Linked DNA regions of Homo sapiens: region 1 is linked to region 2. Evidence: chromatin loops called from intact Hi-C (ENCODE). Cell type or tissue: PC-3. All regions are shown on one strand. Each heading gives the region's core, and the rest is flanking DNA. Links, peaks and the distances in the headings are about the cores only.

Evidence for each region. Hi-C counts contacts between places; a loop is a spot of excess contacts. Peaks named below come from ENCODE experiments on the same cell type or tissue, not always from the same donor. Only the 100,000 strongest peaks of a DNase experiment are listed, where the experiment ranks them.
Region 1: it touches region 2 in a loop (2.5-fold over the local background); 2 of 110 quality-filtered maps call a loop at or near these places.

The regions. Positions count from the first base shown.
Region 1 is chrX:11,421,959-11,433,284 of GRCh38, forward strand. All of the region lies in intron 1 of ARHGAP6 (Rho GTPase activating protein 6), which reads right to left. LOC124905246 (a long non-coding RNA gene) reads left to right here. Exons shown (of 2, transcript XR_007068392.1): 1 at 1-4,677; 2 at 11,039-11,326. Among named protein-coding and RNA genes, the nearest start is that of MIR548AX, 110 kb to the left of the region's middle. In PC-3, for the core only: a CTCF peak has its summit at 5,530; no DNase peak of the experiment used is centred there; H3K4me3 peaks cover 2,002 bases.
Region 2 is chrX:11,335,070-11,346,395 of GRCh38, forward strand. All of the region lies in intron 1 of ARHGAP6 (Rho GTPase activating protein 6), which reads right to left. It also overlaps the pseudogene GOT2P7. Among named protein-coding and RNA genes, the nearest start is that of MIR548AX, 22 kb to the left of the region's middle. In PC-3, for the core only: no CTCF peak of the experiment used is centred there; DNase peaks (open chromatin) are centred at 6,592 and 7,042; H3K27ac peaks cover 2,517 bases.

The sequences.
Region 1 (11,326 bases), core at 3,247-8,246, 86 kb after region 2:
CAGGCAGCCAGATTCATGTTCTCATAAATATTTATTGTATGCCTACCCTGTGCCAGGACCTGCTCTAAGGCAGTGGAAAGACAGTGGGAAAGGATCATTGGGTCCTTGCCCTGAATAAACTTACACACTAGTCAGAGGAGACAGACAAACAATGAATATATAATATAATACCAAGTGGTGATGTGAACAATGAGGGAAGTGGCTAGTGTGATATGATCCAGGGTAACTGAGTGGGCTCAGAAACACTTCAGAGAAAGCAGTCAGGAAAGGCGACATTTTTCCTGCAATTTGAAGGATGTAAAAAAAAAAAGCCTATCACACAGAGGACATTCCAGGCAGAAGGGACAGCAAGTACAAAGGCTTGGGGCAGAAAAGAACTGGTCGCATTTGAGGAACAGAAAGGGCACAGATGTGGCCAGGCAATGATAAGCTTGTGGAGTGGGGTGTGGTATGAGGCAGAGAAGACCATGTAAGGAGCACTTGGAAGGTCAAGGTCATGGATGAAGCTATTATTCTAAGTGGAATGGAAACCAACCAAAGAGCTTAAGCACTGAAATGTCACTATTTCATTACCTTTTAAAAAGATTGCACTGGCCATAGGGACAGCCAACCACTCACTGAGATGGGAAAGTCTGAGAATGAAACAGGTGACAGGGAAGTGAGGAATCAAGAACCCAATGAAGACTTTGTATGACTGGACAATAATTTCACAACCAAGTTGAGAGTCATGTGTGTGTGGTCCAGGGTTATCACAATGTGGGAACAGGAAAAGTAAATAATAAAAGTTCATCACCAGAAAGGACTAGGCAAAGGGTGGTAATTGTTTTCAAATGATTGGCAGAGATGTCTGCTATGCAACATCCAACAGGAATCTGATTTTTTATCAATTAGTAGTGGTACTTAATGAGTGGTTTGAAGGAGGGGAGATGTAGCTTCCTAAGATGATGGGGCTTCCACACCAAAGAGGCCTCATCCAGGAAAATTTCTGCATGCAGCAGAAAAGTAAGCATGCCAGGTTGGGGGTGGGAGTAGAAAAGGTATCTACAATTAGTAGAGGTGTCAATTAAGAGGATTCAATAATCTCTCACATATTTGTAAGTTGAAAAAATTTTGCTTTTATGAGGAGACAAATGACAACCAGAGTAATATAAAAATGGTTTTATAAAAGTAAGTTCTGGGCCATGCCACAGGTCAGTATAAGTTCTGCTGAGTTTCCTAAGATGTCTACACTGTTAGCACCGATGGATGATAACTGATTCATATCAGCATAGGCCTGCAACGGCGCCCAGTTCTGGGCATCTTCAGAATTACCAGAGAGTATCCTGTATTCAATACCACTCAATTATTAAGCAAACTTAATGACTTCAAAGTCTTTGAAAATTGAATGTTCATAGAGAACAAACGTGGAAACTTTCATAGTTTCCATTCTATGTGAAAACAGGTTCTCTGTCAGGGTAAGCAGCTTGGCACTTCTGGTGAGTTCCTTAGGAAGGGGTTAACTGGAGCAAGGGCAGAGTCAGCATCTGATTACAAGGCTGTGGTCAAAAGCACAGATGGTGCAGTGACCACACCAAACAGGAAGTGACATCAGCAGCAGAGGAGCTCAGACTAGACCAGTACAAGGAAGGAGAATGAGCAGCTTAGGACCTCAAAAACTAGGTCTCAACTACTAGATTCATGAAGTCATTCAACACATTTCTACTGAGCACCTACTGTGCTTCCAGCACTCTGCTAGGTGTCCAGGTGACAGCAGGGACAAGACACACATAGTACTACTCCCAGCAAGTTTTCAACCTGCCAGCGAGAGAGAAATGAATGATGTCAGTCCAGGGATTCCTGATGGTGACTGTATAATGGACACTGATTTGCTTTTCTCTGCCCCACTTGAGGGTAAAGACAGGTTGGGGCACCAGGAGAGAAGAGCTTGAGCCTCCTAAGGTCCCCAGTAAGTCACAAGGCCAAGCTTTTAATCCAGATTTTTTTTAGTGTCTTTCAGAAAGACATAAAGATATTGCATTGAACTTAATGGATACTTAAATTTTTAGTTTTTGTCTACACTAGTCAAATTTAAAAGCTATTTGGCCATGCAATTTGACAATACAGATAGTCACATTAAGTCACTGAAGGTCCAACATTTGGTTGTTGGTTTATTACTGTGGCAAAGTGGATCGCAGAGGGATGATTAGGTTCGACTATCCTCATTGTCTAAATGACTCAGAAGAGCACTGCAGGATCAGGGCACCTGGATAAAGCTCTCAGTTCTGTCAGCAGCGACACATGTGCTGCCTTGAATTCTACTGTTCTGAGCTTAGATTTCTTCAATCAGGAAACAGAAAACCTGCATAAGGCAGCAATTGGATTTCAGACTGAAATTGACCTAGACTGTGTTCAAATATTTTGCAATCTGTATAAGACAGTAACAAGGAGGGAAATATCATTATGACTATTTGCTTATTATATAAACTTCAAGAGCTTCTCTAGAAATGCTGCCAGAAAATCATTGATTCATTCATGTCATCCTCATCCTTCATACTCTATCACCTCTTTATCCCATCCAAACTAAGTCTGACAGGTTCTATGTTCTAAGCATCTCTCCAATATGCCAACTGCTCTCAACCTCCTACCCAGCTGCCACCCTAGCATCAGTCATCTTCTCGAATCTCTCCCAGGCCCAAATACCAGGATGCACTCTAGCTCCTCCTCATCCTCACTCCATACTGGGATCATTTCAAAATGTAAATCTGATTCAGTCACCAAAAGGCATCAAGGACAACACCCAGCTGGAAGGACGGAGTCACCATAATCTGAACGTGGGAAAACTGTAGGAGGAAATTTTTTGAGGAGAACATTAGCTGCTAACACACATTATTTTCTGTGTGTGATGATAAAGCAAGAAGACAGTTGTATTATACTTTGAAAATGTCTGTTTATGTAAATGGAGGATGTTCTTGTCTAGTTAATTGCATTTTGCTCTCTGTGACCATTATGACCATTTAAAAAGATGAGTGAGATGTCCATAGCAACTCCTAACATTTTCACTATCTAACTGTCTCTTTGGAAAATTGACCAAATACCTGGAACACAACAGGCATTCAACAAATGTTTATTGAATGAATCAAATGTGAGCCACTGACCTCTTATATGCAGTCTCACCTTGGACAAACGAAAAAGCACTGAAGGAAGAGCATTACATACTTATCCCCGAATTATATTTCAGAGGAGGCAGGAGGTATTAAGGACACATGGAGGGTCATTCATGTCAAGGAAGACAGACCCAAAAAAAACCCAAGATCACAGGAAAATGCACAGTGGGACAAAACCCTGTTGAGCAAAGTAAGTGGAATATTTGTGCTAAACGGCAAAACAAGCTCTGGAATTATCAAAACCCAAATGAGGGAAGTAAACAAAAGTGCAGCGTTAGAATAGATATTATACCACCAAGGGTTATACTAATATGAAAAACAATGGGTCGCACTTAATAAAGAACATTCTCTGGACACGTGACTGATTCAGAGCTGCTGCTTTCTCATCCTAAAGTATGCATAGGAAACTTCAGAGAGCCCGGGTGACTTATTCCAACCTGGAATCCCAACAAATTCCCTCTGGAATCTTCCTTTTTATAGTCTTAAACCAGAATATACATACATGATAATCTGTACTAGAATAAAGGGCTATTTCATCAGCAGTCTTCAGAGCCCCAAGAGGGGACATTAGCATCGGCTTGACTCTTCAGTTTATGATTTTAGAAGAATCAGACAGCCTAATTAAATGACAATTTTAAAATATTTTTGTAATATATTTACATAATTGAGGCAATAACCATTCATTGAATGAATAGATTTTTTTAAAATTAAGGAGCCCGTTCTCACCTTTCCTCCCCCACCCGCACTCTTGCAAATGGCAAAGACCTCAGATCATGAATCAAAGGGTACCAGCACACAGTTCAAAAAGGTGGTGGGGTGGAGATGTTGAATGGGCACAATGAGCACAGACTCTACTTCCTTCAGTGTAAAGCAACCTCTGTTGAAAAGTGGTTACCCTTTAAACTACTTTAAAAGGCAAATCACTGAGCCACCGGTGTCTCCAAGACAGATGAACGAGCATTAGTAACTTACAAGTATCTCATTTGGTGTTTCAAGACAAGTAACTATAGAAAAACCAGAGAAAGAGCTGTTACAGGTTCCTGGAACGTTTGCCTGGGAAGGTATCTTAACAATTTCCTAATTCAGGTCTTCATTTTTCCAGTGGAGGAAAGCGAAGTGTACGAGGTGTGCAATTTGCCCAATGGCCCTGCAATTAATCCAGGAGCCCCGAGGTGACACCAGGAACCAACTGGAGCAGCTCCGGGATGCCTGAGTCCACCACCCCTGTCCACCTCTACTCCTTTCTTCAAAAAAACAATTTTTTTTTTTTTTATGTTGGGGACTGGATTTTGGAAGACACGAATTCCAGACAGTTAACTGTCTTTGCCTGATTATAAATATTAATGATTCTTGTCAACTCTCTGCCTGCTTCTCTCCAATTTTTAAAGTTGGCAGTCAGAACGTCCAGTCTCAACAGTGCAAATCAATTCAAGGAAAACTCAGTAAATTAGCAGATGACAGAACAACTGCAGTGTCTCATCTCAAAACGACACATCTCACACGTGGAAAATCAATGTCTGAAGACTGGAATAAGGTAAACCTTCTCCCTGCCCCCTTCCTGGAGGGGGCATTTGAAATCTTCAGAAGTAGTAGTCATTCCTCAGAAACAACTTTCCTTTTTTCCTTCTTTCCTTTCTTTTCTCTCTCTCAAAGAATATACTCATCTAGTATCTGGATTTGGTCGGTCGTTAACCTTAAAATCTTGACTCCTTCTTCAAAGAAGGCAAATCCCATGAGCTTTCTCTCTGTTGTGTTTCCTGCAGTACCTGCAGCACCTAGCGCAGTCCCTGGCACACAGTAGGTCCCCAGTAAATCTTTGTATCAACAGGGAGAACAGAAGCCACCATAAGGGAGGGGGAAGGTACGACAGAAGAGCCCCTGGTATTCTCTTGTATTAGCGTGCAACATTAATGATAATGTGCAACATTCTGTCCCGCCACAAAGTAGGAGGGAAATGCACTCCCTTTCTAAGGAGTGAAACGGCTGCACCCCAACGCTCCCGGCAGCATTTCTTCAGCAAATCCACTCGCCGCACACTGAGATCATGAAGCGGCCCTGCCTCCTGTCCAGTCTTATTCTCGTCCTTTCAACATATCTGACTGAAGGCTGAATGAGCGACCTAGGCCTAACCCCAGGAACCCCATTTGTCAGCCTTTGTCAGCGAGGTGGTGGCGGAGTCCAGCCCCGTCCCAGATGCAGTGACCACAGCGTTGGGGCAAAGAAACACTGAATTCAGGGTTGGGGCTCCCCTGTACCTTCTAAAAGATTTCGGGAAGCGCCACTGAGTTAGTGAGCAGGTGGCACTTCGGGGTGACGTACCCGGCCACCCGCCACCCCCTCAGCCGTGGACCTGTGGGGAGCCCCGACTACCATCGCCCCTCGCAGTCCCCACCCGGAGCGGCCCAGTGGCGCCCCCTGTGTCCTCTGCACGCGTCAGGACACTCACCGCGTAGTGCAGCTGGGGCTTCTCGCCGCGGTACACCGGGTGCCCCATGTCGCCTCCGGGAGGAGTGGCGCGCCTTGGGCTCAGCCTGGGGTCACGGTGTCTCTCTGAGTTCCCCGCACTTCACTGCCATCCTGGGGCAGCCCCTGGGCGCGAGCCCTGCTCCGTGCGTGCCGAGTGCTGTGCAAAGCGCCCCTGGCACAGCGTCCCGCTGCCGCTGCGGAGCCGGTGGGGACCTGGAGAAGGCAGCGGCGCGAAGGGGGAGGGGGAAGAGGAGGAGGAGGAGGAGGAGGAGGAGGAGGAGGAGGAGGAGGAGGAGGGAGCGGCCGAGTCTGATGCGATGGGCGGGCGTTTAATTCCTTCCGCTCCTGGCGGGTCCCTCCGGCGGCCGCCGCCGCTGACAGCTGTTGGGGGCTGCGGAGGCCGAACGCGCCCACGACAGGTGTCAGGCTGGCCGGCACGCCTGCCTCCTGCCACCCCACCCTCCCCGGACCCGTGGGACCCCGGCTGCTGAGGCGGGGACTGCCAAAGCCTTTAATGCCAGCGAGAAGGCGAACTTGGGTTTCCAAGAAAGAGAGACTTTCACTAACTTTGAAGGAGGTGTGGGCCTGACAGTGGAAGGAGATTCAGAGCCTTCTCCTGGGAGGGCAGAGTTTCCCTTTCTAGAAAGCCTTCTTCTGTGAGAGTCTCAAATTGTGGGGACCCTTGGGGAGGGCAGGACTGAGAGGAACCAAGTCATGCTACCCAGGAGAACTGCTGCGGGGACAAGGCTGCCCAGGATGCTGGTCACTTAGGGTGACCCGAGTTCCAGGGGGGCTTGCAGGGCACATTCTGTAGGTTCACAATAACCCTTAAAACTGGCCTCTGCTCTGAAATCCCCTCATGGAAACCTGCACTTTAAAACACCTTGGAGAAGATCAGCGAGTTCCCTCCACAGCCTTGTCCTTCTGTAATTTACGTCCAGCCTCCCACAAGTTGAGCCCAGAGGAAGGCCAGGCCTGGGGCCAGAGTAGAGACTCCAGACTCATGAATCAATCAATGCAAGCCCCAGAGGGGTGGCTACAAAGTGGAAGATGTGCTTGGGGGTAGCTTGTGCCAGTTTGTCAGGGTCCCACTGTACTGAACCGGCTGAATGACTCTCCACTTGCTCTGTGTAAGAGGAGAGGGGAGGAGAGGGGAGGAAAGTTGGATGTGGCCCCGGAATTTCAGCCCTTACAATTTAGTTGAATGAACCATCCACTGGCATGTAATATTTTAAAACAATCACAGCATAATTATAATTAGCAGTGGGAATGTGAAGCCAGGGGTGCAAGTGGCCTGAGGAATCTACCATTAGATAGTCCCATGACAGTTTATCCACCTGGAAAACTGGATGGTTATATCTGCTAAAGTCAATCATAGGCCTACCTTCCAATCCAGCAAATTCCACCCCTAGATATACAGAGTACAATAATCTCATCATATACCAGAATGCTCATACTGTGTTGAGGCATAATTGCCCCAAATAAAAGCGATCCAAATGTACACCAACTGATGCATGACAAACCAACTGTAGTCTGTGCACATGATGGAATACTATTCAGCAATAAAAAGGAAAATGCTACTGATGCACAGAACAAATGGATTAATCTCACAAACATTATGTTGGGAGAAAGAAATCAGACACAAGTGTACATACTGTAAGATTTCACTTATTTATTCTGCAACTGAAATTCAAATGTTTAAGTGCAATAGGCAAATGGAATCCATGGTAATAGGTGTCATAACAGTGGTTACCAAAGTGGGAAGGTGGTATTGACTAGGAAGGTGGTACAAGGGAACCTTCTAGGGTGCTGGAAATGATCTATATCTTGATCTGTATGGCAGCTACTAGAGTACACCCATATGTAAACATTCACTGTGCAGTACAGTTCAGACTAGTGTAATTTACACCCTTCACTACATGTATTTTATACTGCAAAAATAAAAAATAAAAATAAAAATAAATTTAAAATCAATCCCTTGCCAAACCCAGGAACTTCCAAACAGTGTTGCCTGTCTTATGAGAAAGTCAATTGAACTATTTGCCCAAGTCTTTCATTCTCCCACAGCCTGATCTACCCAAGTCTCCTTTCTTCTGCTTTGTAGGAGAAATGAGCATGCCCATTGACCTTGGAGGCCTTCCTTGCTCTGTGACATGTCCAGGCAGAGCTCGAAAAATGACACACTAAAGTTCCCTCTTTACTCTCACTCTGTTCTGCTGCTAAAAGCAACCTTTAGAGCAAAGTCATCAAAGATCCTCAGAATAAGACAGAGAACCAGCTTGAGCTTCACCATCTGGCATCTTTCAGAGAATTGCAGCCAGGGCAGCCTGATGGGGGCACGTGTGTACAGATGTAATTCAATGGCCTAGACAAGCCCCAGTTTAGGGACTTTCACTTCACTGTGGTCTATTCATAAAGGTGAACACTCCAGCCTTAGGACTTTTTCTTCCATCACGCTTGCCTTTAAGCCCCTGAAGCTAAAAATCCCTTTCCCTACAAATACTATTTAATTATGAATATATTTAAACAACACAAGGTGGATCCCTGGGTCTTAAAACCTTAACCATAGCCTTTTGATCATTACCCCTGAGTAAGTCACCTCTTAAAACTGGGTCATCCTGGATTTGGTTTGTATTCTTTCTTTCAAAAATGTAGTAAGTCACTAAATGACATTCTTGTAAGCCAAAAATACTCCATCAGCCCCACACTGTGTACTTACATTTTAGGAATGACTTCTGCCTTCTAGCATTATTTATTGCTAAAGTGTCATAGCTAAGTTGGAGTAAAATGTTCAAGTGCAATAGGATTGTTTTTTCTCTGTGTTTGAAGAGTTTGTGAGATTGGGCAAAGCACCTAAAGAAATGATCAGTTCATGCTGCAAGACTCTTAAATCACCTTGGAATGAATCATCCACCTCCTTCAATTCTTAGTCCAATTGTGTAAGGCTCAAAGCTCCAGAAAGGATCTAGAAGATCATGCAGAACTCTAAGAAGTCTGTTCAATCTTAAACAATTTGAATTTCACACATTATTCATTATTTCATTTAAATATATTTCAGGGTATATTTAAAACACCACTCTAATCAAAATTTCTTATTTGCATATCTCTACTTCCAAGTATCCTTCCCATGTTATTTGTTCACTTGGTCATTATTCAACAAATATTATTTTAAATTTTAAATTTTAATTTGTATAAATGTATGGGGTAACAGTGTAATTTCATTACATGGATAGATTGTGTGGTGATGAAGTCAGGGCTTTTAGGGTATCCATCACCAGAAGAATGTACATTGTGCCCATTAAGTAATTCACCATCATCCACCCCACTGCCCTTCTGAGTGTCCATTGTCTATCATTCCACACTTTATAAATATTTTTAAGTGCATACTATGCACAGGTATTGTTCTAGGTCAACTAAACTGTATATTGACATGGCATGTGGTTTTAAAATGCACATTTGATCCTTTGGGGTAATGGAGAGAGATAAAAAGGCAGCAAGAAGCACATAAAACCTCACTTCAGAGGAGGCTGAAGTTCATCCAATTTGTTGGTTAAGAGCCTGCTAGGCTAATGTTCTTTTTTGTTTGTTTTTCTTTTTTAAAAAATAATAAATTTATCTGATGTTTATCATTCACCCCAGAGAGGACTTAAAAATAATCTGTATGAGTTACTCTACTAGCATCACCTTTAAGAGAAAACGTGCCCTGCTAACTGTGGAATTTCCATGTCTTCCTGTCCCTAAACATTACAGCATTTCCAGAACTGAATGCTGCCCTTTCTGCCAGAGCATTTAAATTAAAATACTTGTTTGCATTTATTCTGCCTGCCTATAGGCTGAGTTAAAATTTTCCACAGTTAATGCCAATGCAAGGGTGATTACTTTTTTCAGAAAAACTTTACCCAAATCTGTGGAAGCAAATTCAACTTCAGAGTGTAGGAAGAGCTGAGGGCCCATCTGAGTACTAAAAATCACTTCAGATGGCAGGACAGGCCCTTCTTGAAGGCCCAGCCCCACCATTGTTAACAGAGTTACTATGAGACCCTCTAAGATGGGGAATCCCCTCCCCCAAACCCAGTGCCCACACTATGCCATCCTATTGTCCTGTTAATCTAGCCCCTGGAGTATTTTTAACATTTTGAAATGGAAAAATCAATAGCATATAATGTGCAGCTTAATGAATTGTTACAAAACATTCACCTGTCTAACCTTCACTGAGGTCAAAAATTAAAATATTGCTAGTACCCTAGACCCCCATGTCCCTTGGCTGTATTTCCCTCCTCCATCCCAGTGGTAGACACTGTCATGACTTCACTTCTTCACTTCCCTTTTACAGCAGGGTTTCTCAACCCCAGCACTCTTGACATTTGGGAACCAATCATTCTTTATGGTAGAGGCTGGACATTGCAGAATGTTTTGCATCATCCCCAGCCTCTACCCACTACATGCCAGTATTATTCCCCCTACGCCAATTGTGGCAACCAAAGATGACTCTAGATATTGCAGATGTCCCCCAGGGAGTGGGGAAAGGCATAATCACCCCTGGTTGAAATCCACTGCCTTTTAGGAAGTCAGGCATCCATAAATATTAGAGCTTAGTGTTGCCTGTTTCCTAACTTTATGTAAACAGATTCATAAGTATGTTTTTATTATAGCTGACTTCTTTTGCTCAACATTCCGTTTCTGAGGTTCATCCATGTTTGCTGTATGTAGCTGTTGTTTGTTCATTCCAATTGCTGTCTAGTACTCCATTATATGTGTTTATTACTATTTATCTTTGTAACTGTTGATGGACATTTATGTCCTTTTCAATCTTGGACCACTGAAAACCACACTGCTTGAACATCATTATACATATCTCCTTGTGCATATGTGCATGCATTTTTATAGGGTCCAAACCCAGGAATATAATTGCTGGGTCATAGGCATGCATATCTTCAACTTTACTAGACAATGCCTAACAGTTTTCCAAACTGTATTAATTAGAATCTTTATTTACACTATTGTATAAACAGACTGAACACAGTTTATATGAAGACTGAACACAGTTTAGAGTTGTCTCTTTTTTAAGTCTTTTTCATGGGGCTACAAAGATGAAATTAAGGAAATCAAACTCCAGGATCAGAAAGGAGAGCTGGAGTAGCAGCTTAAGGCCCTCCTTGGCTGAAATCATGTGTCTCCTGTAAGTGAAGGACCTACCAGCCCTGCTAAGGCCCTGGCATTGGCAGTGATAAGGCCGACTTCACCCACACGCACAGACAGGAGCAATGGATACACTGAATGTGCTTTTGAGGGAGGACATCTCATTAGGCAGAATTTCAGCAAAGTGGGGGTAAAATCTCAGCCTGATAACTGTAAACATATATGCCATTTCAGGAATTATCATTTTACTCTATAGCCATAATTTCTTCCCACCCTCTTAACCCTTCCAGGGATATGGAGATAGAAGAAATCTAAGGAAGAATGAAGGTTCTCATTCCTTTTTCCAGGTAAGTTTAAGGAGACAACCCCCAGCCTGAAGACAGCTGGGCTGAAGACCAGTGAAGGAGGAATTCCTGCAGCTGGAGCTGCAGTCACATAGGAGAGATGGAGAAGAGAGAGGAGAACATCCTGGCACAGCATAGTACCATTGTCTTTGGCCTCAAACCCTAGTACAAAGAATATCATAAAGTTATGCATCAATTGGAGTCGAGAATATGATAATCCGAGAATTCAGGGAA
Region 2 (11,326 bases), core at 3,947-8,946:
AAACTGGCTCCAACCCTTAAACCCCAGTTCCAGAAATGATCCACACAGTGACAGACTGGCCACTTTTCAACACTTTGCTCTTCTCACCCAAGGCTGGTTCTGCAGATGCCTTGGAAAATTCAGCTTGTCCCCAAATGGGCAGGTATTCCTTGTCTAAATTTTTTTATTATATTTTAAGTTCTGGGGTACATGTGCAAAATGTGCAGTTTTGTTACATGGATATACACATGCCATAGTGGTTTTCTGTACCCATCAACTCGTCACCTACATTAGGTATTTCTCCTAATGTTTTCTCTCCCCTAGCCCCCAACCCCGTGACAGGCCCCGGTGTGTAATATTCCCCTCCCTATGTCCATGTGTTCTCATTGTTAAACTCCCACTTATGAGTGAGAACATGCGCTGTTTGGTTTTCTGTTCTTGTGATAGTTTGCTGAGAATGATGGTTTCCAGCTTCATCCATGTCCCTGCAAAGGACATGAACTCACCCTTTTTTATGGCTGCATAGTATCCCATGGTGTATATGTGCCACATTTTCTTTATCCAGTCTATTATTGATGGACATCTGGGTTGGTTCCAAGTCTTTGCTGTTGTCTAAATTTTTTATGGTAATCTAACTGGGTCTCTTATTGTCCCGGTAGGCACCAACTCCCAGATTCATCTTTTTGCTGTTGATTTCCCTCTTAAAGGCTTTGGTGGTTCCCAGGATGGGATCTGGAGGTCTCATTTCCACATGGGCCCACAAGGAGCTGGCTCTGGCAGAGGCCATGGTGGGGAGGCCTAGGTAAAAGGTGGCAGCGATCCCCTAGAGGACACGGCTGGAGTGGAGCAGGGCCGGGTCATGGTGGACCTTGAGAGTGCAGTGGGTAGGCACAGGACAAAGTAGAAGGCAAGAAGGTGCAGAACCAGGGGGCATGGACTCCTGCTGAAGGTCTTGTTTTGTATTAGAAGACCTCCACAGTGGAGTGAAAAATGAAGTCACTTCTCTGTATATTTTGAATTAAAGCTTGCACAGGTGTTTCAGCCTGCTAAATAGTTCAACCTGGACTATTTCAGCTCTGAATTATTCAAATAATTATTTTTAAAATATTTTAAATTTAATTTAGCACACAGAGAATGCCTCTGTGTGAAGTAAGTGGTGGCAATTTAAAATAACTAATGATCATAATTATTGGAATCTAGTCTCCTGGGCATTTTCTACTTCATAATTTACAGGGAGCCTATGAGAGTTCAAACACACTGTATTTTCGCCAAAGGAGTCTCATGCTTTGTCTGCATTTTATGGCTTCCTTTGCACCTGGAGCAGCTATTTTAGGACTGTCTAGACAATCACCCCAGCTTTAAAGGTCTTTTCCTTTCTTTTCACATAGTCACTGAGCATGAAGGATAATAAATAGATGACGCTGGCACTCTCTCACCAAAGATACTATTCAAATAGAGACAGGAACAAGAAGGCCTTTGCTCTGGCTCACAAAATCAAGATGCCTTAATATACAGCCCCAGATGTCTACCAATTGGCCAAACTTGAAACCAACAAGAAGGCCTTCCAATGTCCACATCTCTGTAGTAGCTGGATCATACTTTTTGGTTGAGCTGCGTGAAATGGTTACTATTTGACCATCTTGGACATATAAAAATGGCAATTTAAGATGTTTCGATCCAAGAGATTTGGGAAAGAATTTGGGAGTGCTCTGTTTCCTTTTTTCCTCTCCAATTCCCAAGCAACATTCATCTGGGTTCTAGCAAGGACCCAGAATGCACAGCTTCTGCAGGCCACTTTTGCCACTACAGGGAAATAATGCAGCCAAGCATGATTCAGGAACATTTCCTATATACGTGTCCTAGGTAAGACCTAAAAGTTAGTAAGTAATATATCCCAGGGAGACGTACACCGGGTCAGTTTACTTCACCCCTCACAGTCATTTCTTTCAAGAGGTAAGAGACACCTTTTAAGCTCTCCACAGGACTCCTACAGCCCACCTGTCCCCAGGCTCTTTAATGGGTTCCGAGATTGCATCCCAATCTCAGACCCTCCTGGGAATATTCCTACTTGGTACTCTCTGATGGTGAAAGTATTTCATTTTGTAGGAAAAAAATACACAAGGGTAGATATCTATAGATATATAGATGTACATTGCATATAATATACAATATAATATTCAATTACATTATATACAACATACACTATATATGTATTTTTACATTATATACTATATATATAATACGTCACCTAGCAATGATCAGTTTTATTTGTTTCCTTATAATGTTAGAGTATTTCTCAGTACAACAAGATGTGCACATATTAATTTTCTGCTAACATCATACCATTTCTACTGTCGTGTTCAAGAGCTATCTCCACCCTTTACTCTGTCCCACTTTCTCCACTGATGATATGTGTAACATGAATCAGTTTGGAGGTCTGAAGTCCAAAGCATTTCTCCTGAGTATAAACTGGAGCTTCAAAAACAAGAGCAGCCCAAGAAGGCTGGGCCAAGGGCTGAGAAATTTCATATCAGTGCCACTCACAACTGCAAACTTTGTGCCAGGCACTGGGCTAAATGCAATGGTAAGTATGGGGATACAAAGTAGATGAATACTCAGTCTCCACTTAAGCAGATACAATTCTTATAGGGGAATAAAATTACAACACCAAGTGGAGCAAACACAGCATAGAACCAAGTCAACAGATGTTGTCTTACTTCATTTTGTGTTGCTATAAAGGAATAGCTAAGGCTGGGTAGTTAATAAACAACAGAGGTTTATTTTGGTTCAAAGTTCTGCTGGCTTTACAAGATAGATGGCACTGGCATCTGCTTGGATTTCAGCAGAGCTTTTGTGTTCCATTAAAATATGTCTGAGAAGGTCAAAGAGGAAGCAGACATGTGCAAAGAGGGACCAAACCCAGGGGTGTCCTGGCTTTCTAGCAACCCACTCTTGCAGGAACTAATCAATTCCCCTGAGAACCAATCTAGTGTCAAGAGTGAGAATGCCCTCACTGCCATGAGAACAGCACCAAGCCATTTATGAGGGATCCATCCCTGTAACCCAGACATCTCCCACTATGCCCCACCTCCGATATCACCATGCTGACCGTCAAATGTCAACATGAGATTTGATGGGGACAAACAAACCATGTCCAAACCACAGAAAATATGGATTCAAATTCTCCGAGGGCCATGGCTTATGAGCAGCGTTATTAGGGCAATTTGCTTAACTTACCCTATTTCCTCCCTTGAGTATCAGTTAATAATAATTTGAATCTTACTTGGCATTTAATAAGATAATTACTGAAAATTTATGTCAGGTAGAGTGAGACTGGCAAACTTAAAATACTATAAATGCAAGCTCTTATTTTTAGTGAGCATCCACTGCATGCATATACTACCCCATTTCATCCTCAGCAGTCTCAATCTTTTAATGTATTACTACTTTCTTCCTTTTAGATAGACAAGTTGGGCAAAAATAAGTTAATTAATCTCCCCACTAACAGAAGACTCTTTCCTGCAGGAAAATAATGAAGTCCCGAACTGAAGGCAAACTTCTCTAAAGTCATCAGCAATTTTTCACTTCTCAATTGCCAATATCTTCTCACTTTGTCAGTTTTCACTTCCCAGACACTCCTTCAAGCAACTCAATCTGTTTTCTACTTCCACTATTCAGATAAAACTGGTTTGGTAAAAATTCCCAATGCTGCCATGTTATAAAGCTGAGGGGCGACTATTCTGCTTTTATTCTACCTGATCCCTCAGCACCACTAAACCTAGCTGGCCATTCATTACCTTTGCCATCTGGACCTCCCCCAGCTTTTGCTATACGCACCCCTTTTCTCTCTTTTTCCTTCACTAGCCACTTGCTCTAGGTTCTTTGCTGCTGCTTCTGCTCCTTTAGAGCTCTAAATGCTGGCACTCCTCATGGCTCTGTTGCAGGCCAACATCTCTTAGTCAATCCTTCTGAAGATGTGTCTGGAATTTGTGAACCTCCTGAATCAGCTCCACCAGAAAGAAACAAGCTTCATGAGGGAAAGAACTTTTGCACATAAATTGCTGAATTCCCAACACCTGAAAGAATCTCAGGCACACTCCAGGTGCTCAACAAATATTTGCTGAAGGAATGTGAATTGCCTGAAGTGCTTGAGATGTTCCTGGGATGCCCTTCTGGACATCTAAATTGGAATCACAGTGCATCTGAGAACCAAAATCTCTGGTCTTCTACCACACCGACTTTTATCCATGTTCTTTCCTTAATCTGATATCCTCTCCCACTTCCTCATTCTTTAATGCGCAGGGAAGCCTTTCCTGACCCTCACCTCCACCCAGATTTAGTCGAATCTCCCTCTCGTGCCCTTTCATAGAACCCTCTCCTTTGTGGTACTGAGGTCCCTTAAATTTTACACATATCTGTGTGACTACTGCCAGCCTGTCTCAGATCATACAGGCTTGCACTCACCATCATACCTCCATTTCCTCACTAAGTCTCCCTCATGGTGGGCCCTCAATAAATATCAGTGAATAAATTGTTAATAATACAGATTTTATATTAACGTTAATATATCAAAATATAATAATATATTTAAATTGTATATTTATGATATAATGAATAATTAAAAGTTAAATGATGACACAAATTTCTCTCTCCTCAGCTCTGAGCTCTCCTCTGAATTCTACATGCATATCCCCATCTAGGGGCATCACATCTCCAAACGGATGTCTAATGGGTTTCTCTATTTCAGCCTGTCCAAAGCCCCAGCTTTTAAATTTTCCAATACAAACTTGTTTCTCTCTCAATATTTTACTCATGTTAGTAAATAGCATCACCCACCCAGTTGCTCAAGCAAGCTCTTGAGAGTCACATCTGATTCCCCCTTTTCCTTCACCAGCCCCTTACCCATATCTAATTAAACACTTAGTCCTGTTGCTTATACTTCTAAAATATATTTCAAATCCATCCCTTCTCCATCTCCACAGCTGCTGCCAAGCCCAATCTTCCATTAACAGTCAACTGGATGGTGGCTGCAAATCAACTGGTCCCCTGTATCCATTCTTGCTGGTCTACCACAGATTTTCTACACAGAGCTCAAAACATCAATCAAACCATCCCCATTAGAGCCCCATCCTAATTCAATGGCTTCTCACTGCAATGCAATGAAGTACATACACCTTAGTGAAGCTCTGCCTATCTATCTACAGCACCTCATGGCATTGCTCCCTTCACTCACTAGACTCCCAACTCTCTTTTGTACATACTGTTCCCTCCGCCTGGAATGATTACCCCATGTGTCCCCACCCACACCTCACACAGCTGGCTTCTTCTCCTCCTCCAGTCCTCAGATTACATGCTGCCTTCTCAGAGTAACCTTCTTAACAGTGTCTAAAATAGATTTCGGCCGGGTGCAGTGGCTCGCGCCTGTAATCCCAGCAGTTTGGGAGGCCGAGGCGGGTGGATCATGAGGTCAGGAGATGGAGACCATCCTGGCTAACACGGTGAAACCCCGTCTCTACTAAAAATATAAAAAATTAGCCGGGCGTAGTGGCGGGCGCCTGTAGTCCCAGCTACTCGGGAGGCTGAGGCAGGAGAATGGCGTGAACCCGGGAAGCGGAGCTTGCAGTGAGCCGAGATCGCGCCACTGCACTCCAGCCTGGGAGAAAGAGTGAGACTCCGTCTAAAAAAAAAAAAAGATTTCGCCTTCAGATATCTGTTGTCACAGAAATATTTCTGTTCTTTACACAGCATTTGCCACAATTTGGAATTACTGATTTACTACTGTTCATTATCTTGTTTCCAGATAGAAACTTCTATGTCAGTCTTGTTCACCATTTCATCCCTAGCACCTAAAATGGAGCTCAGCATAGATTATCAATAAACGGTTGTTGCATGAATGGACAGAGTGGAGAAAAACGGTCAGATTAATACAGTTCCAACAGATCAATGGTTGCCAGAGCCTGAGGGTGAAAAGAGGGGTTGACTACGAAAAGGCAGAAGGAAGAGATTTGGTGGTGGGGGTGGGGGTGGGGGGTGGTATATATAGAATTCTTCTGTATCACAATTGTGATGTTGGCTACACAACTTTATGTATTTGTCAAAACTGATAGAACCATACCCTCCAGAAGGTCAATTTTACTCTATGTAAATTAAAAAATAAATTAATAAAATTATGATTCCAAAACCCATGTCAACCCAGAACAAATCTAAGATTCCAAGATTCACAGGTTTAGAGTTTTTTTGTTGTTGTTGTTCTGGTGGTGGAGGGTTCAGTTAACTTCCTGTGTTCATGGTCAAAGTACTGACTCAAAACATACTTCCCTATTTTTCATTTATCAGTTTAAAGAAAGGAAACCGGAAACAAAATAAAGATGTGAAAGATAAATAATACAAGAAAAAGCACAGTAGTAAAATAATATTTAAACTAATCATGTGATAAAATGTCAGCATTTATTCATGACATTTGGCTCTGTTTGTATTGGATCACCCCAGCAGGGCAGTGGCTGTGGGTTGATTTCATAATAGTGCCTCCCACATGTACGCCCACGCCTGACCTCTGCTTTGTGCAGTTGATAATGACTAAACTTCACATATTATGCTGACAAAATCTACTCCTTCCCTGGAGGGCTGTTACACACAGGGAATTGGAGTTTCACAGCTGAACAATGTTTCTTTCTCAAATTCTGGGATGATCCACTTCCATTAGAACAAAGTTATACGGGCTGATAAATTGCTGTCTTTTGCCAAAGTGTTACTCATCATCGTATATTCACCCAACAGATGCCACTGAGAAACCCCATCCTATCAGGGGGAAAGAAGGATGCAGAGATATGAATAGACTGTTTAGACACAAGTTGCATTCCCTAAAGTAAGCACATGACATACGAATTTCACCTTATGACATTTCCCCCACCCCCACCCCCACTGACTTTCATCCATTAGAACGTGTTGATGGATATACCATTTCAAAATGAAATATTTGGATATCTGACTCTGATTTGGGGAAAGGGGAAATGGTGAGCTAATTTCCTCTTTTATCAAGCTGAATCACTAAGTTCGCTCTGTTGCCATGCACGCATAAGTAATGCCATAGCAACCTCTCAGTTTGCTCTTAAACACACAACAGCAGAAGTATGCGAATAGGTACATTTTTTAATCCTTAGATTTTCTTAGCAGCTTAAGTTTTATAAGACATTTTATGGCACCGGATTATTTAGTTCACCTTTGGTAGTCTTATTGCTGACTGACACATATATCATCAATACCAGCACAACAGAAAGGCTTAGTTCTTGGAAAATTTTCCAATAACTTTCCTTTATTCTCAATCTCTAGCTCACAATTAAAAATTTGCACATTGGACGCTATAGTCTGGATCCTCTTCAGGATTTTCTTTATAAAGATCCTAACTTTAAATGGGACTGAAATATATAATTTGAAATTCATGAAATATAGAAATACATGGACCTCTCATATAGCTATTTAAGTAAATTCAATGAAAGTGTCATTATCACTTGGTATGTACTAGGAATTATGTCAGGTTCTAGAAAGAAAGAAAATCTTTACTATCAAGGGATTCAGATGAACTCCTGTAGAAAATAAGGGATGGGTACTCTTGAATTCTGCCACTTTGAGGTTTAGATTTTTATGCCTACAAAATATATGGTAACACCTAACTTTATACTAGTTTAAGAAAAGTCCATCTAAATTGAGAAAATGTGGATTTTTAAATAGTTTTATTACCTCATGCATTTCTTCACAAATGTGTACACTTCTTTCTACTGGATGACAACAAAATGAGAGCACTAGTACTATGGAAATGCCTTTTACAAAACACCATGTCACTGCTCTCTGTCAAGTGTCTTTGGCTGATAGACTGGATGAATAATTGACTTGTTCTTGAAATACCTGAAATGGGCTTCAGATTCCATACTTGAATCTAACATTATTTAGCCACTTCTGCCAAATATTTTAATTACTTAAGGAGTTAAGGTTTTGTTATTTTATAGAGAGGCAATACACTTCAATAAAATTTTAGATATCCCATCCACCCTTCCATGAGCATATGTTAATGTATCCAAAGCTAAGGGAATTTGGATCAAGTCATTTTCACTTAAGCACTTATGTATAATTTGAAGGATACACATCAGGAAACAGAAAATATCAACTTTCTCATTGACCAGATGCGTTTAAAAATGTCTCAGTGAACTGGCATCCCTTCATTTCCGATCAGGTAGAGAGCTGTGCATTCATAAAACTACTAGGCTTGTTCTTAAGCAAAGCTTGCTGTTGCTAGCTCTTGCTGCTCTTAGAAGTGGGAGCAAAAGGTTTGATTCTATAGGGCTGTCCTGATTGTAACTATAGAATTAGGAAGCCCTCTATATTTCTTGATGAATCATATTTTAAGTTATTTGTATACTATGATAAAATGATTTTTAACTTTTAGGAATATTAACTTGAGGCCTTAATAGATGGTCCCCAGGGTTAATATTCATTTGAAATGCTAATATAGAGAAATTCTTTACATTAATGATTGTCAAAGTATAGTCCCTAGGAGAGAAATGTCAATCTTAGCTGGAAACTTATTCAAAATGCAACTGTTTGAACCCCACCCCGGACCTACTGACTAGGCACTCTGGAGATGAGGCCGGCAATCAGTATTTTAACAAGCCCTCTAGGTGACTTCAATGCACTCTCAAGTTTGAAATCCACTGCTTTATATAATACACATTGCTCATCTGGGATAATACATACAGAGCAATTTATGTTGAGAAATAGCTCTTTTCTTCTTTTTGATGGTGTGTTGTTTTTTGTGTGTTTGCTTGCTTGTTTTGTATTCTGATAAAAGTAATTGAAAATGTTTAATATAAGGATTTTTGCCTATCCCAGTATGGTTATGACACAAGATCACTTGGTTCCTGATAAACTAAAAAGTCATTGTAAATGTTGTTTTGAAGAACAACCTAATTAAAATATATTTTATTAGCAGCAATAATAAGAGGATGACTAATTTGAATAATCTAGCAACTTGAGACTGGGGAAACAATATGGCTTAGAGTCAGAGGGACTTTAGTCCAGCTTAAATCAGGGTTACTCAATATAAGCATTATTGACCTTTGGGGCCAGATAATTCTATGTTGTAGGGGTGCTATAGGATATTTGGCAGCATCCCTGGTCTCTACCCACTAGATGCCAGGGGATGCCCCTTCTCAGTTGTGATAATAAAAAATGTCCCATTGTCAGATGTCCCCTTGCGGGGGCAAATAGTCCCTACTTGAGAACCACTGGTCGGTCCATTGGGGGTTCTCAACCTCAGCAGTACAGTAGAATCAATTAATACTGATGCCCGGCCAGGCGCAGTGGCTCACGCCTGTAATCACAACACTTTGGGAGGCCGAGGTGGGTAGATCACCTCAGGTCAGGAGTTCAAGACCAGCCTGGCTAACATGGTGAAACCCCATCTCTACTAAAAAAATACAAAAATTAGCTGGGCATGGTGGTGGCAGGTGCCTGTAATCCCAGCTACTCAGGAGGCTGAGGCAGGAGAATCACTTGAACCCAGGAGGCGGAGGTTGCAGTGAGCCGAGACTGTACCACTGCACTCCAGTCTGGGCAACAAGAGTGAAACTCCATCACAAAAAAAAAAAAAAAAAAAAAAAAAAGAAAAGAAAGAAAAGAAAAGAAAAGAATACTGTTGCTCAGACTGGTTGGATTGAACCTCTGTGGATAGGCTCAGAATCAGTATCTTTTCAAAGCTCGGTAGGTGATACAAAGGTCCAGCCAAGACTGCCAAACACTGTACAGACATCCCAGTGCATCCATACCCTTACCTGGGAGAGAGCTGTAATACCATCTATTGTAACTATCACACAAGATCAGATGAGAGAGCATTTATGAAAGCATTTATACCACAAGGCAATTAGTATGTTAAAGGCAGCAGAGAAAAATAATGTACTTTTCAAAGTTGCCATTGAAATTGAAAAATATATCCAGCTCTCTATTATGAATTAGGATGGTTTATATTTACTGTCTTTTAGATTCATATCCCATTCCCAATAGGAAAGAGATGTGATGCATTCTCTATGTCTCTCTTGGGAGTAGATTCATGATATTATTCAGTCTTCGATGGGCAGAAAACCATACAAATTGGATCAAATCGTTCATACTATGCACCAGTGATGCTCTGAATATATACTATAAAATCAATATTCTTTCTATTCTTTTGCCTCTCAATAACCAATTTTAATAAGTGGAAAATAATTCAGATTCCTCTGACAATAGCCTCTTTAGAAAGAATGGGGAAAATTCTTGGGTTACAATTGTGTCAATGAAAGGGATTCTTTATTTTAAAAAAGATAAAAATATCCAAAGCAAATAAGAACAAATGTTAACAGTTACTAAATCTGAGTAACAAATACATAGATACTTGTTTTCGTTTTTCTATATTTTTCTTTGAAGTATCTGATTCAAACTCAAAGAGGATGCTAAAATCAGTTTGAACAAAGCACCAGTGAATACTTCAAAGAAAAATAAAGAAAAAAGCACGTTTTTCTTGGTGCCAGGTGACTATGTAGACCCCATGGGGATGGGGAGGCCAGCTGGGGGCCAAGGGGCTGCATCCCACAGTGTCTACCTCAGTTTATATTGCCACCTTACGCAGGCAGGGCACGTTAGCCTTTGATATTCAAGAGCAGTTCTAACTGAGCAGTTCAGCTAGGGTGTAAGGAAATCTTAGTAGTTGAATTTTTTTTTCATGTGCTCTAACAGCTTTTAAAACAAGGAAATTATTATCAATATCTGCTTCTACTCTCCCTAATGAGTTGCAAAAGTGTGTAACCCCTGCCTTTCTCTCTAATAGAACCAATATGGTAGCAATGGGGACATTTTACACAAAAGTCAGAGTGAAAAGATGGACTTTTAGGCACATTTTTTTTTTTTAAGAGATGAGGGTTTCTCTATGCTGCCCAGGCTGGACACAAACTCCTGGGGCACAAGTGATCCTCCCACCTCAGTCTCTCAAGTAGCTGGGATTACAGGCGTGCACCACCATGCTCAGTTTAGGCATATATTATAAAAGAAGCAATTTGCCTGAAGCACTACACTCCCCTGTAGACTGTGGACAGATAAGTAAGCAAAACAATTTTTCTCCCAGAGTAGGAGTTGGCAAACTACAGCCCCTGGGACAAATCCAGTCCACTGTCTGTTTCTGTGAATACAGTATTAATTTAACACAGCCCAGTCCATTCGTTTGCATATTATCTATGGCTTCTTTCAGCTACAACATCAGAGTTGAGTAGTTGTGACAAAATCTGTATAGCCTCAAAAGCCTGAAATACTTACCATCTGTCCCATT